Regions from separate parts of the Homo sapiens genome. Here region 2 is linked to region 1. The links are chromatin contacts, found by Hi-C or POLR2A ChIA-PET in ENCODE. All regions are on one chromosome and are shown on one strand. The core of a region is the stretch at or near the end of the contact, and the rest is flanking DNA. Distances in the headings are between cores, read along the strand shown. Region 1 overlaps NPSR1 (neuropeptide S receptor 1). Region 2 overlaps DPY19L1 (dpy-19 like C-mannosyltransferase 1).

Region 1 (6,779 bases), core at 680-3,179:
TTCTGTATCCTTGTGTTTTAGGCATGTCTTTTGTAAACAGCAGACAGTTATTTATTTTTTAAAAAATCAGTCTGATAGTCTTTGATTATTAACTGGGGCATTTAATCTCTTTGCACTTATAATTACTAGTAAGTTTGGATAAAAAAACCACCATCTTCCTATGTGTTTTCTGTTTATCCCAGCTGTTTTATGTCCCTGTTTCTCTCTTTTCTTGCTTTCTTTCAAATTGTTTGAGTGACTTATCACTCAGCTTTCCTTCTCTTTTACTCTGAAAGATGTATGTTTTTGCATTTCTACTATTTTAGTGATGACCCTGAAATTGTAACATGCATTCTTGGTGTATCAATGACTAATAATCCACATTTTGCATGCAAGATAATTCAAGGAACTTGAAACTAACTACATTTAATTGCCTCTCGATTTCTATGCTATTGTTGTGCGTAATAATGTTTTTTTTGTTTTTTGTTTTTTTTTTTTCCAGGCAGAGTTTCCTTCTTGTTGCCCAGGCCAGAGTGCAATGGTGCGATCTCGGCTCACTGCAACCTCCTCCTCCCAGGTTTAAGTGATTCTCCTGCCTCAGCCTCCCAAGTAGCTGAGATTACAGGCGGCCCGCCACCATACCCGGCTAATTTTTGTATTTTTAGTACAGACGGGTTTTCACCATATTGACTGGGATGGTCTCGAACTCCTGTTCGAACTCAGGTGATCCGCCCTCCTCGGCCTCCCAAAGTGCTGGGATTACAGGCGTGAGCCACCATGCCCGGCCGTGTAAAAATATTAATATTGAGTCACCTCCTTGGAACAGCTTTGGAGTCTCCGAGCAATCTGAAAACCATGAGACCAGCTGATATAAGACTCCATCCACTTTAACATTCTGTAAGCCTGGAATTGCACTTTTAAAATGTTAACTGAACCAGCCTGTTGCGGATAATGTATTCTTAAAATGCAATTGCAGAGAAATGAGGCATGGGTTTTTCATGTTTCCAAAAACACAGAGATTGGCACCTAAACAGTTACGGCCTTCTCCCTTCAATTAAATGCAATTGGAAAGCTTCAGGGGACACTAGTCGATCTGCATATAAGATGAGGTACATTCAAATGATGACGAGAAAATTGGAGTTGCCAGCAGGTCTGTAGCTCACCTAAGATAATTCTAGAAGAGCAGAATCACTTTATTTCCTGCTAAAGATATTTTTGTTTTCCTTTTTTCTCTCAGACTCAGGCTTGTGGCCTTTTCTGATTGACACTGTGAATGCAGTTGGAAGAGGCAAGGTCATTTCTGTATATGAGTATACAGAATTTTCCAAATGAAGCTAGGAAGTTTAAGCTGCGTGTTGGGCTGATTTAAAAGGGCCACTTTTTTCTCATGATTATCCACAAATGAAAGTCATTAAAAAGGTGTTATCATTTTCTGGGGGAAAAGGTGGGAGATGTTGCTTAGTGAAAGTAAACTTCAACTAAATTATGTTCCACATGCACCCTGCAAGTAGAGAAGTTTTTACCATTCATATTTAATTTAGTTCAGTAAAGTAGAGTCACTTATTTTCTATAGTATGGCTGAATATAGTAAGCACACCTACTCTGGCTCTCCTAAATTTTCTCCTGTCCCTGATGCCATGCAATAATGTAACCGTAGACTTTTTGACATCTTGGTGCAGGAAGTAAGCACCTTTATTTTAGGTATCGTCCTGCTGGCTTCTCTGATTCCACATGGGCATCAAAGGCTACAAACAGTAACGTCACAGCACTAAGCTTCTAATTTTCTCCAAGAGCTCAAACTGCATTTCTCAGTTGGGAAATGATATTTCTCTGCATTCATAGTGATAGATAGGGAAGTCACACCTCTAAAGGGCAAATGACTCAGCATTAAGTCACTGAGTCATTGGTCCCCTGGGGAAAGAATTCCAGAAGCTCTCAGTCTCTGGACACAATCTCAGAGATTCCTCCCTGTGTCTGGGAGGAACCACCAAGATCCTCTGCTCCAGCCTGATTTTGTCCCCATCTTGCAGATGAGACCATCAATGCCCAGAGGTGTGAAATGATTTGTTCAAGGTCACAAGACTATTAATTACCAGTTCTTCTTTCCTTCCTTCCTCCCTTCCTCCCTTCCTCTCTCTCTCTCTTTCTCTCTTTCTCTCTTTCCTTGAGACGGATTCTCGCTCTCTCGCCCAGGCCGCAGTGCAGTGACGTGATCTCGGCTCACTGCAAGCTCCGCCTCCCAGGTTCATGCCATTCTCTTGCCTCAGCCTCCTGAGTAGCTGGGACTACAGGCGCCAGCCACCATGCCTGGCTAATCTTTTTGTATTTTTAGTAGAGACAGGGTTTCACCGTGTGTTAGCCAGAATGGTCTCGATCTCCTGGCCTCACGATCCGCCCACCTCAGCCTCCCAAAGTGCTGGGATTACAGGTGTGAGCCACTGTGCCCGGCCAATTACCAGTATTTTCATAATGCTTAAATCATGTTTCTCCAAGCTCAGCAAATACATGGAAATGACAATTCCAGAATCCTTACCAATATAAAGCAAGTTTCATTTAAATGGTAGATTATCCTGCAGCAACCTGTACCATTATCTTATTGATCTCCAGTCTTCTCGGGAAATGAGAGAGACAGCATCACAACTAAAAAATCATGTTCACAGTTTCTACAGATCACAACGCCCCTCACTCCACTCTCTCCTTCACTTTGAGACTCTACTGATGGATGAGGTAGGCATGTAATGTATTTTGCAGACCAGACTTGACAAAGAATTAAAGCATCTGTCAAGAGAACCTGGTCCTCCTGTTTTGCCATGTAGGACATCTGCCAGATTTTGCTCTGTTAATTGGCTCCTATGCAGCCAGCTATTTTAGCAACAGTTCCGTGGGTCTTCTGTGGCACATCTTGATTTAAAGTGAAATGTTGAAAAGCATTTCTCAAATGCTCAAAGCTTCCAGGGTTGCTCAAGTTTAGCTGATTGGACAGAGAGGGAGGCAGCCTTCAAAACTGTTGTGTAGAAATAAAACTAGATTATTCAGGCTCCTCAAATTCAGAGAATAATTCTCCGAGAGATGGTGAGTGAGGAGTCTGATTTCCTCCTAAAGAGATACTTTCCCTAAGGTCAGATCGAATTGAAAAGAGTTTATGAAAAAAAAAAAAAAAGCCCACATGACCTTAAACACGCAGACTTTGAGTTGACACCATAATGAGGAATGGAGTGCTATTAAAATATACTGAACAATTTAATGACTCCACTAGCAGTATGCCAAAAAAAAAAAAAAAGATTTAAGCTCTGAATAATTCTGGGAAGGAGGATTTTGCCAAGGAGATTTTAATGTCAAGAATATACGTGAAGCTAAAATAAGGTGTTCACGTGCATACCGGAGCCGTGGGTGGGATGTATATATGATCAAATGAAATTATTTCACTTCCACTTGTGGAAAAATCTGATAGGAGAAATTGACTAGAAAACATTTAGTCATATTTCACTTGGATTATGCTCATAAGTACCAAACTCCAGATCTGTCAAAATAAGCCCCACCAGCACTTCCTGGCCGAGGTGCTAGACAAAGGCTGTGACAGGCAAAAACGATAAAGATCTTAGAGAAACATTAAGCCTGGAAAAGCCGCAGGAACCTAGCTCCTAACTAAAGAGAGTGTTCAGGGATTTAAAAACGGGAAGACTTGTCCTTGAGGTGTGAGGAATGGAGCCCAGAGTGGCCCAAGTGTTAAATACAGAGTGAGAGGTCTCAGAAAGCCTCAAGGACAGGCCGGGCGCGGTGGCTCATGCCTGTAATCCCAGCACTTTGGGAGGCCAAGGCAGGCAGATCACGAGGTCAGGAGATTGAGACCATCCTGGCTAACACGGTGAAACTCCGTCTCTACTAAAAATACAAAAAATTAGCCAGGCGTGGTGGCGGGCACCTGTGGTCGCAGCTACTCGGGAGGCTGAGGCAGGAGAATGGCATGAACCCGGGAGGTGGAGCTCGCAGTGAGCCGAGATCGTGCCACTGCACTCCAGCCTGGGCGACAGAGCGAGACTCTGTCAAAAAAAAAAAAAAAAAAAAAAGGCCTCAAGGACATGTGTGTTCTAGGGACCAGCTCTCAGAGGCTGGAAGTCAGGGGCCCATGGCTTTTTAACACAACTTGTTTTCTATCAGAACCAGTATCCCTTCATTTCACCTTGTTTTGGAGGGCCAACAGCATGCCCTTTCCACAAATCATTTGTTGATGGAATAGGAGATGCACTTGGCTGCTGCCAGCACACCCATCTGCAAACCGAGGCTATCTGCAGAAGAGGTGCAAAGCACCAATGCCTGGAAATGAATTTGTTGGCATTTCAAGGACAAACACTTTCTTGGCTACAAGCACTGAACCTCCAATCCAAAACTGGGGGAAAAATATGGGCTTAATTAAGTCTTTTATTTTCTTCTATTGTAATGAGAATATTCATGTATAACCCAGCTACCTTTGTCCCCTCTGCTTGCCTGTCTACTCACTGGCTCCAAGCCAGGACCCTGGACCACTAATGCCTGTGTTCACTGGGTTCAGGTGCTGGCCAGTGGGAAGGAGGGCTGGGAATGGTGGGGAAGGAAGGCGTTTCCTTCCTGGCTGGCATGAATAACTGGGGAGTTCGTGTTGGCCAATACTTAAGCAGTGCATGCAGTCATTAGAACATTTGTCTTGTGCATCTCCCAGGTAATGACGAGGGTGGGGTGAAGTTGGCTCGGGTTCCATGCACGTGCCCAAGCAGGTGACAAGGACCTGGGAGAGCTGATGGTGCTCAGCCTAGCACTGGCACTGCCCTAGGGTCTAGATGAATTCTGGCTTGGACAGAATCTGCATCTCATGCCTCTCAGTTCTCTCCCGGAACGTCATTCTGGAATCCTGTGATCTTTGCTCCCTGGAGAAAGTCAAAATAAAGCAGGGAGGGAAATAATTTGACCTAATGAAAAGGCAAGTAGACATGTTAAGAGACAATAGTTATGAAAAATGTATTAAATGTCAGACAACTGTGCCAGGCACTTTACATGTAATACCCTGACCTTCCTTCTCCATGACTCACAGCTCTCCTTCTCACTGGTCAGCACCAGAGCCCAGAGGACAGAGACATCACAGGCCAACAGGTAGACACTGCTATTAGCCCTGTTTTACAGATGAAGAAGCTGAGGTTTACAGATGTTAAATAACTTGCCCAAGGTCACACATCGCTACGAATAAACAATGGCAAGATATAAACTTCAACCACTGGCATTAAGCCCAAGACTTAAATCATTCTCCTCTTGTATCTCCTATGGAATTCTCCACCTACCCTCTGTGGCTTATGCAGGAAAACAGCTGAAAAACAGCAGAAAAACAGAAGAATGACAATAACTGTGGGAGGGATTTAATTTCAGCTCTGCTAATTATTCATATAAACTCAATGATGCTATTAACCATGTAAGATTTACTTTGTTTATCTGTAAAATGGTAATAAGGCTCCATGTCCTATTATTGTCATAGAATTGTATTGAGGCAATTCATGTGAAGATGCTTTGAATAAAAGCAAGGTCTTCTAGATGTGTCATGATTAAGGCGGTTTCTATAGGAGGTGTTGTGGTATAGGAAAAAGCACATCAGCTGTGGCCTGGGCCAGGGTTTGAATCAGCCATGTTAGTGGAATCTTTCTGACTCTCAAGCCTCTCATCTATAAAAGGGGGATCCTGTAACCTGCTGGAGAGTTTGGACATGAGAAACCCACATGTTGGCAGAATCCCAGTGCAATGGCCATCAGTGTGTCTGACCCATGCAAGAGCTCCCCTTACCTGCAGGGGAAAGAGATGGAGCTGCTGAAGACACAGTAGATGAGGGGGTTGATGGCACTATTCAATGCTGGCAGGTTCTGAATGATCACAGAGGCATAGAAACGCTCCTGGGTGTCTGGAAGGAGGTTGAAATTGTCCAAAATGTCAAACAGGAAGTATGGACTCCAACAGCAGATGAAGGCTGGGGGAGAAGAGAGCCATTAGCATCACAGCAGGTAGCAGTTGAGGGGTCTCTTTTGGTTGGTCCTGACTGGACTTTTACCTGAGAGGTTCTTTGGGACCTGGAATTTCTCAGAAATATTGGAGTTTGATGTTGTTTGGAGCATTGATGTCATATTCACTTAAACACATACACACATATATATGGACACATCTTACAGACATGTTCCTAAAACTGAGCAAAGGTTGTAGAGCTTCTCTATCTGTAAAGAAGGGTCAAATTTCTACTGCTGTGGATTCTTTATAGAAACCCCAGGAACAAGTGACTATGGCCATAGCCTCTCATCAAACACAGGGATCAGGAAAAAACAGCAAAATACTTTGAAGACTCTCTAGGAAAAGACAGAAGAACAGGAAGCATTTTGACCACGTAGTGACTACTGGTTTTAGGTTATGTCAGGGAGAAGGGGTGATCACAATATTTTCTAAGCACACCCCAGTTTAATGACAGTGTTCTCTTTCACCCCTAAGTTGGCCTCTCCAGAAAACACCCACACTATGCCCTTCTCTAAATCCATTAGTATGTGTGAGACACCAGTTTATTTGGCCCCAAATTCTCAAAAGAAATGGATGAAAGGTGGGGATTCAGGTGTGATGGTTAATTTTGAGACTACTTGACTGGGCTGCGGAGTGCTCAGATATTCGGTTAAACGCTATTCTGGCTGTGTATGAAGACGTTTCTGGAGGAGAGTAACATTTGATCTGGTAGAGTAAGAAAAGCAGATTGCCCTCCCCTGTTTGTGGGCCGCATCCAATCTGTTGAAGGCCTGAGTCATAGA
Region 2 (7,095 bases), core at 3,976-6,475, 150 kb before region 1:
TTAAGACACTTTGATGTTACTATTTCTGACTTAGGTCTAAGAAAATTCTTTTGTTTAATTGGGGAGACTAAAATAAAAATGCATGATTAAAAGATGATTGTGAAAGATTTTGTTTTTGAAACAAGATGCAGGGAAATAAGTTAAACCAAAAGAATATGGTAATGAGAAAAGGAGGCTGACTTGAGGGAAAGTGGGCCTGTGTGCTTGCATCGTAATGAGCCAGAGGGAGAGAAACTTGGTGGTGTCTATTCATTTTGCTGAGTACTGCCCATCTGTCTATGGGTAGCTTTATTACATTTGGGAGATTAGATTTTACATAAGAGAAGTTAAAATATGAAACATGGCATTACTGCTAAGCTGCTAATCTGCACTTATGCTACCCTTTTTTTAAAAAAATATGGGGTCTTGCTATATTGTTACCCAGGCTGGAGTCTAGTGACTATTCACAGATGTGGTCACAGAGCACTATAGCCTCAAACCACTGGCTTCAAGCAGTCCTCCTGCCTCAGCCTCCCAAGTAGCTGGAACTACAAGTGTGTGCCACCATGCCTGGCTACTTTTTTAATTGAAAGAAGAATTTGTAAACATCCGTTAAAGCATTCACATTTTCTTGTAATGCTTGTTATAACTGTTTTTTCAAAGGCAGAAGGCACAACATCTACTGAAGAGAATAAAAGTTCCTGGTTTTGGTTGAGGGGTTTTTGGTGGTTTTGGCCCTGACCTGACCTAACCCTGTGGTGCCTGGTAGACAGTTTTTTGTCTACATGGGAGATGCATATTCAGTTGTTCAGTCAACACACACTATTCATACCAAGTAGTTTCTTAAAACTCTGGGCTCTGAGAGCATGGGAGTGCAGCAGGGTGTGTGTGAATGGAAGATAGACAGGAAGGAAAAATTAAGTGCTTAGAACTTCAGAGGCAGGAGAAATTTGTTCTGCATGGAGGGGCTACTTTAGTGTGACCTTGTAGAATCAGAGGTATTTGAATAGGTGGAAATAAACCATGAAGATAAAAGCATACCAGGGAGAGACAAAGGCCAAAATCTAGTATGTGGAAAGCAGGTAATAAGCAGATCAGTTTTGCTGGGATGCATGTTCTTCAGGGAGTGTTGTGGAGGATTCAGATTGGAACAGAGGTTGTGCTGGATGATGAAAGGCCTTGGTAACTGACTGGGTTGAAACCTATTCCAAAGCAAGTGAAATAAGTACAAAAATTGACCAGTATAAGAACAGGATTCAAGCTGAAGTATGATCTCATAGAACACTTGACTTTCCCCAGTCCCCAAAGTCAAGCAGTGACTACTTCAGCACAGTGTTTGTCAAATTGCAGGGCATCACTTATTAGAGAGTTTTAAAATTGATTCAGTGGGTTGAGCCCATTTCATTTTAGATGAAGAAAAAAAAATGCTGCAAAGTAAATAATATCATATACCACACTAATAAGGATAGATACTATTTAGAGAAACTTCTATTTGCTATAAATATATATATACACACACACACACACACACACCACACGTGTGTGTGCTGAGTTGTGTAAAGCCTTCTTACTGTAGTTTTGGTGTAAAAAAGTCTGTAGACTACTGCTTAAGGTGGCATGAGGGCAGCTTTTACCTTAGAGCATTTGGGTCTTTCCAGATGGCTGTCTCTGGTTCTTCCAATGTCAGTGGCTATAGCTTGTTTCACTCTGCCCATTTGACTGCTTTGTGCTTTAGCTGGCCCCTTCTGTGTTACCCAACTCTTGGACCCCATGGTGGTCTGCACTAGCAGCACATGTTTTCATTTTTCCAGCTTTCCTTTTGTGTTTGTGGGCTTTTTCTTAACCCGGAACCATCTCTTTAGCTCTATTCAAAGGCATCGTTAACTGAAGGTTCTTTCCAAAATTGATCCTGATGTATATTATTTTGAATAGAGTCTCTTATCACTTCTTTTCTATCAGTGTTTTTCATTGCATTTTTGTATGTTTTTTGACCTGAAGTACATTTAGAGGTTTCAGATTACTAGTTAGTTCTTAATATTTTCTTCCTTGATGGTTAGTCACCCTTGTAATTTTATGAAAGGGATAAAGCTGCAGACTTCTTAAAATATGGGTTAAAAATAAAGAGGAGGGTATCTAAAGTTGTTTTTAGGATTAAAAAAATAAATTGTATTATGTACTGAGAAATAAAAGTTGAGATTTGTCTAGCAGGTTAGAAATTTGCAGGCAGATTGACTGTGACATTTTAAATTCAGAAGTATATTTGTTTTGAAATAATATACATATAAGTTTTTAGAAGCCAGGTAAGCCAGTCCATTTCGCCAGAAATGGAAGAAGGGAAAATAGAAAACAGGCAAATGGTGAATGGAGCCAGGCTGCCAAGCTCTAACTTGAGGAGATGAAGTGAGATCTGTTTTGCAAACACAGCCTACTCATGGTATAATTCTTTTTCTGGAATTCTCAGTATTTTAGTATTTTTTTTAAAATACTCATTGTTAATTATTTTTTGAAGCTGTATTGATTTATACTTACGTTATGTATTTCATAAGATACCCTGATATTTCTTAGCCACAGACTAACAGTTTCTGAAGGCCAGTTTCTTAAGACCCAGTGTGTGGAAATCTCTGTTCTGCAAGTAAGAAGGAGCATTGGTTGTTGGACAGTTAGAACTTTCCCCCTAGTTTCTTCTGGAGGAAATTCATATATGCTTAAGTTTCTCTTATTGATAAATACAAAAAACTTTTGGTGTTGGACTCTAAGGCAGATATCAAGCAGGTGATACTAAAACTTTTATTCTTTGCACTTTAGTGTGATTTTAGTATTATTTTGGAGTTCGGGGTTAGCTAGGTTATGGTGCATTGTTGAGGAAGAATAGATTGGATAGTGTATTAAGCTGTTAAATAATGTATATGTTTAACAGTTCTCTGGAAAAATACATATGTCTATAAAGTTTATTATAAATTTTACTGCTATGTAAGGATGAGTGCAAACAATAACAGGGTTTATAAGCAGGAGATTTTTTCTTTCTCTTTTGAAAAGGGTGCCAGAAATACTCTGACTAGCTGAAATAAAAGAGGGAGTACAATACTGAGATACAGAGGCCTGGTGGAATCAGAGAATCATCGAAAAAAGTGCCTTTGTTTAAGGCTCATTCCTTTGTAGGTATTAGATTTATCCCTACTGGCTGCCAGTTCTTTGCCTGTTGCTGTCCTTCAGGCTTGCTTTCCTGGTTCCTTCCCATCCGCCTCAGAATGTGTTCATCCCTTACCTTCTCTCTCACATGACAAAATTAAGACAAAACTTTTTTTTTTTTTGAGACGAAATCTCACTCTGTTGCCCAGGCTGGAGTGCAATGGTGCGATCTCAGCTCACTGCATTTTCCACCTCCCGGGTTCAAGCAATTCTCGTCTCAGCCTCCTGAGTATCTGGGATTACAGGCGCGCACCACCACACCTGGCTAATTTTTTTTTTTTTTTTTTTTTTTTTTTAGTAGAGACAGGGTTTTACCATTTTGGTCAGGCTGGTCTCAAACTCCTGACCTCAGGTGATCCACCCACCCCGGCCTCCCAAAATGCTGGGATTACAGGTGTGAGCCACTGTGCCTGGCCAATAAAACTTTTTAATTGGACTTCCCTTGGGTCCCCTTGCTACCCCCATCTAGTCTCCCACCCCTTCCTCCTCTCCCCAGCAGCGAGGCCCTGGTCCCATTCACCTCTCCCACTGCTCTGCTTGTGCAGCTGCTTACTTAGCAGCCCTGCCTTTGATTGCTTGATTTGTTTTGAATCTTAGGATGGTGAAATGATGCCTGAAACCACTCAGGGTTTTCACAGACCAGGCCTGTGGCTGGCCAGAGAGGACTCTGGTGCTGTCTTTTTGAGCTTCATTTCTTTGTATCGTTCTCCCCTGATTACTGCTGCCTCTGTCTTCAGAGTTCCTACTACTCTCCTTAAAACTGGAGCTGAAGAATAGACAAAAATTCCTTTGCCTAAAATAAGAGAAATATGGTAGAATTATAAAAGTACTTAAGTTGATTTTTAGATCTTATGTTAGACTCTGAGTTCTTTCCCATTCAGTATCCTATCTGAGGTTGCCCCCAAAATAACCCATTAGATTTTTAGACTCTTCAGCCTTTGATTCCATTCTAGAACAAGTGCCATCTGAGGAGGTCTTCTGGAGAAAACAGTGGGCAGTGAGTGTGGCTGATGAGTCATCCTGGGGGAGACAGAACAATGCCCCTGCGGAGTGTCTCATTATTGACTGACAGCTGCCCAGTCACTGCTGCCTACTTGGACTTTTGTTTATTGTATCCCATGCAATACTTTTACTGGAACTTTACTTTTAAATTATCCCTTCAGTTTATATTGAGGATCTTATAAGAAACAGCTGTGTGAAATTTCTTACTTTATTTTATGCATTGCTATCATATGAGTGTATTATCTATGACCCAGTAAATAAATAACCAGTAAAATACTTTTTTATGTGTAAAATGTTATGACTATGGAATTGTGTAAAATCTTTATATACATGTTTAAAGATTAGTAAAATGAATACTTATGTACCCATGACACAGATTAGAAAAATAAATAAATTATCAGAGCTTTCATACCCTTAAAATTCCTTCTTAATACATTCTCTTTCCTTCCCTCAACCCTCAGAAGAAATGACATCCTAACTTTTGGACCAATGTTTTCCTTGTTTTTCTTTATGATTGTGCCACTCATGTGTTTACCCTTAAATATGGTGTGTTTAGTTTTGAAAAACTGAGTATCAGGCACAAACCTAGCTGCTTAAGGGGAGGACACTATTGCCCTTGTTAGATGAAAGTTCCCAGAAGAAGAGAATTTCTGAGTCATGGTCTTTAGGTTCCCTGAGGGAACTTTCTGAGGCTGTCAGGAGCGCAGCTGAGCTAGGGGAGGGAGCTGAGCTGCCAGGTATTGGAGTGGCTGGTTAAAGCGACAAGCCAAAAGTGAGAGTTAAGCCTTTAATCATTTACTGTAATGGTATACGTGAGATGTGACGATCAGGATGTCTCACCCCCATCAAAAGGGAACAAAAGGCTCCTGTAGTTTATGGTTCTTGAAGTGATGGGGCAAAGGAGAAGGGCTAGGAGCCAAAGAGTGCAGAGTCTGAGTCAGAGTGGGGAGCGGCCTGTTCAAGGAGCCCCTCTCCGCCAGGCCACAGCAGAGAAAAGGACCAGGAAATAAAGGTGCCTGGGCTAGGAAGGCAAATATAAGAAGAGCTTTATCACCCAGAAGTGGCTGAGTCATTGACTGCAACTCCCCTGAGAGACTACAGTACACTGGCTCTGCACCAAGCCTGGTGTGTGAAGGGCTTCTTTTCCCTGTGAGGCCTGTCAGGCAAAGCCTTGCATATGGCCAGGCCTGAGAAATCCCATATAGGTTTTCAACCAGGAGCCTGATTCCTCAGGACATCAGTAGGCAACGTCATGAGCCTGGGATAAATGTAGGACTCAGTCGGTAGGGACATCTGGCAGAAATGTAGTGGCCAGGTACTGAATATCCAGCAGAAATATCATGAGGGGAAGAGCTGTTCCCTCTTTCTAAATTCACCACTGTTTACCCTGGCTCTCTGGAGCATATCAAAGCAGAACAACTTCTGTGAGTGATATAAGTGTCTTTAACTGATGCCAGCAGTAAAGTATGTGGAGCCAAGATAAAATACAGACAAGAATCTGGTCCAGGCTCATCCAGGCTCACACAAATAAAATGTGGAGATTTTGGGCATGAGTCAGTACTTGGTTCTGGACTGGCTACCTTCCATGGTTTGTGTACATCTGTCCTTTTGGCATCCCATTGGGATTTCCTTGACTGCTCTCCCCTGTTGGATCCCCTGTGCCCTTATCCTGTTTGTTCCTCTTTCTTGGTTTATTTTCCCTCTTTGGTAGACCTCATCTTCTAGTAGGTAGGTCTTGAGAGTAGATAGCTGGGAAGTAAACATTTTATGAAACTTTGCAAAATGTGTTTATTTGCTTTCGTATTTGGTTCACTGTTTGGCCGAGTGTTGAACTCTAGACTTGAAAACATTGTTGGTTGCTGGCCGGGCACGGTGGCTCACGCCTGTAATCCCAGCATTTTGGGAGGCCGAGGTGGGTGGATCACAAGGTCAGGAGATCGAGACCATCTTGACTAACACAGTGAAACCCCGTCTCTACTAAAAAATACAAAAAAATTAGCCAAGCGTGGTGGCGGGCACCTGTAGTCCCAGCTACTCAGTAAGCTGAGGCAGGAGAATGGCGTGAACCCAGGAGGCAGAGCTTGCAGTGAGCCAAGATTGTGCCACTGCACTCCAGCCTGGGCGACAGAGCAAGACTCCGTCTCAAAAGAAGAAAAGAGAACATTGTTGGTTGCTTCAGATGATGCTATTCAGATGTTCCTAAGTTATTCAAATTTCTAAACCTTTGTATGTGACCTTTGCTTCCCCTTCCTCTCTCTGGAAGATTGTAGAATATCTTCTTTGTCTCTATGGTTCTGAAATTTCAGAGCAATATGTCTCAGTGTAGATCTGCTTTCATGTGTTCTCTTGGACACTTGATGGGTTGTTTCAATCATGCCTTTGATTTCTGAGAATTTTCTTGAATTATTTCTTTACTTATTTTATTCCCTTTGTTTTCTGATTCAGAACTTTTGTTTGGATGTTTGTAGTTTCCAGTCCTCTAATTTTCTTTTTTTTCCCCCCATTTTTAAGCTCTTTGGCTTTGTTCTACATTCTAGAACATTTTATCAGCCTTATTTTTTCCAACCTTCTACTGAGTTTTTATTTTTCATTATCATGCTTTTAATTTCCAAGAAGTTTTGTTTGTTCTATAAACATTCCTTTTTAAAAAATAGTATTTTATTTTTGTTTCTTGGATTCAATAAATATTCTCTCTAAGGGTATTAATGATGTTTTTACCCTCCCAGAATAACCTTGGCATCTTCTAGCTTGTGTGTGTGGGTTTTTTTTGTTGTTGTTTTTTGTTTTGTTTTTTTTTTTTTTTTTGAGCTGGAGTCTCGCTCTGTTACCAGGCTGGAGTGCAATGGCACGATCTTGACTCACTGCAACCTTGGCCTCCTGGGTTCAAGCAATTTTTTCTTGCTTCAGCTTTCCAAGTAGCTGGGA

What was found. Hi-C counts contacts between places; a loop is a spot of excess contacts on that map. ChIA-PET counts read pairs that join two places held with the same protein, here RNA polymerase II (POLR2A). Pooled maps may share reads with other maps.
Region 2: a loop to region 1 is called in a pooled map, with 2.7 times the contacts of the local background. The contact joins two enhancer-like sites. A Hi-C loop is called at or near these places in 1 of 50 pooled maps. POLR2A ChIA-PET finds 5 or more read pairs at or near these places in 2 of 52 experiments (A549 and Panc1).

The regions. Positions count from the first base shown.
Region 1 is chr7:34,847,666-34,854,444 of GRCh38, reverse strand. NPSR1 (neuropeptide S receptor 1) reads right to left here. Exons shown (of 9, transcript NM_207172.2): 8 at 5,782-5,962; 9 at 4,467-4,880. The coding sequence ends at 4,790. Among named protein-coding and RNA genes, the nearest start is that of MIR548N, 90 kb to the left of the region's middle. Within about 2 kb of position 1,929, at least 2 of the 41 ENCODE cell types and tissues checked have a DNase peak (open chromatin) inside an H3K27ac peak, as active enhancers do.
Region 2 is chr7:35,002,006-35,009,100 of GRCh38, reverse strand. The region is part of intron 6 of DPY19L1 (dpy-19 like C-mannosyltransferase 1); the gene reads left to right. Among named protein-coding and RNA genes, the nearest start is that of DPY19L1, 32 kb to the left of the region's middle. RefSeq lists a silencer at 4,745-5,343. Within about 2 kb of position 5,225, at least 19 of the 41 ENCODE cell types and tissues checked have a DNase peak (open chromatin) inside an H3K27ac peak, as active enhancers do.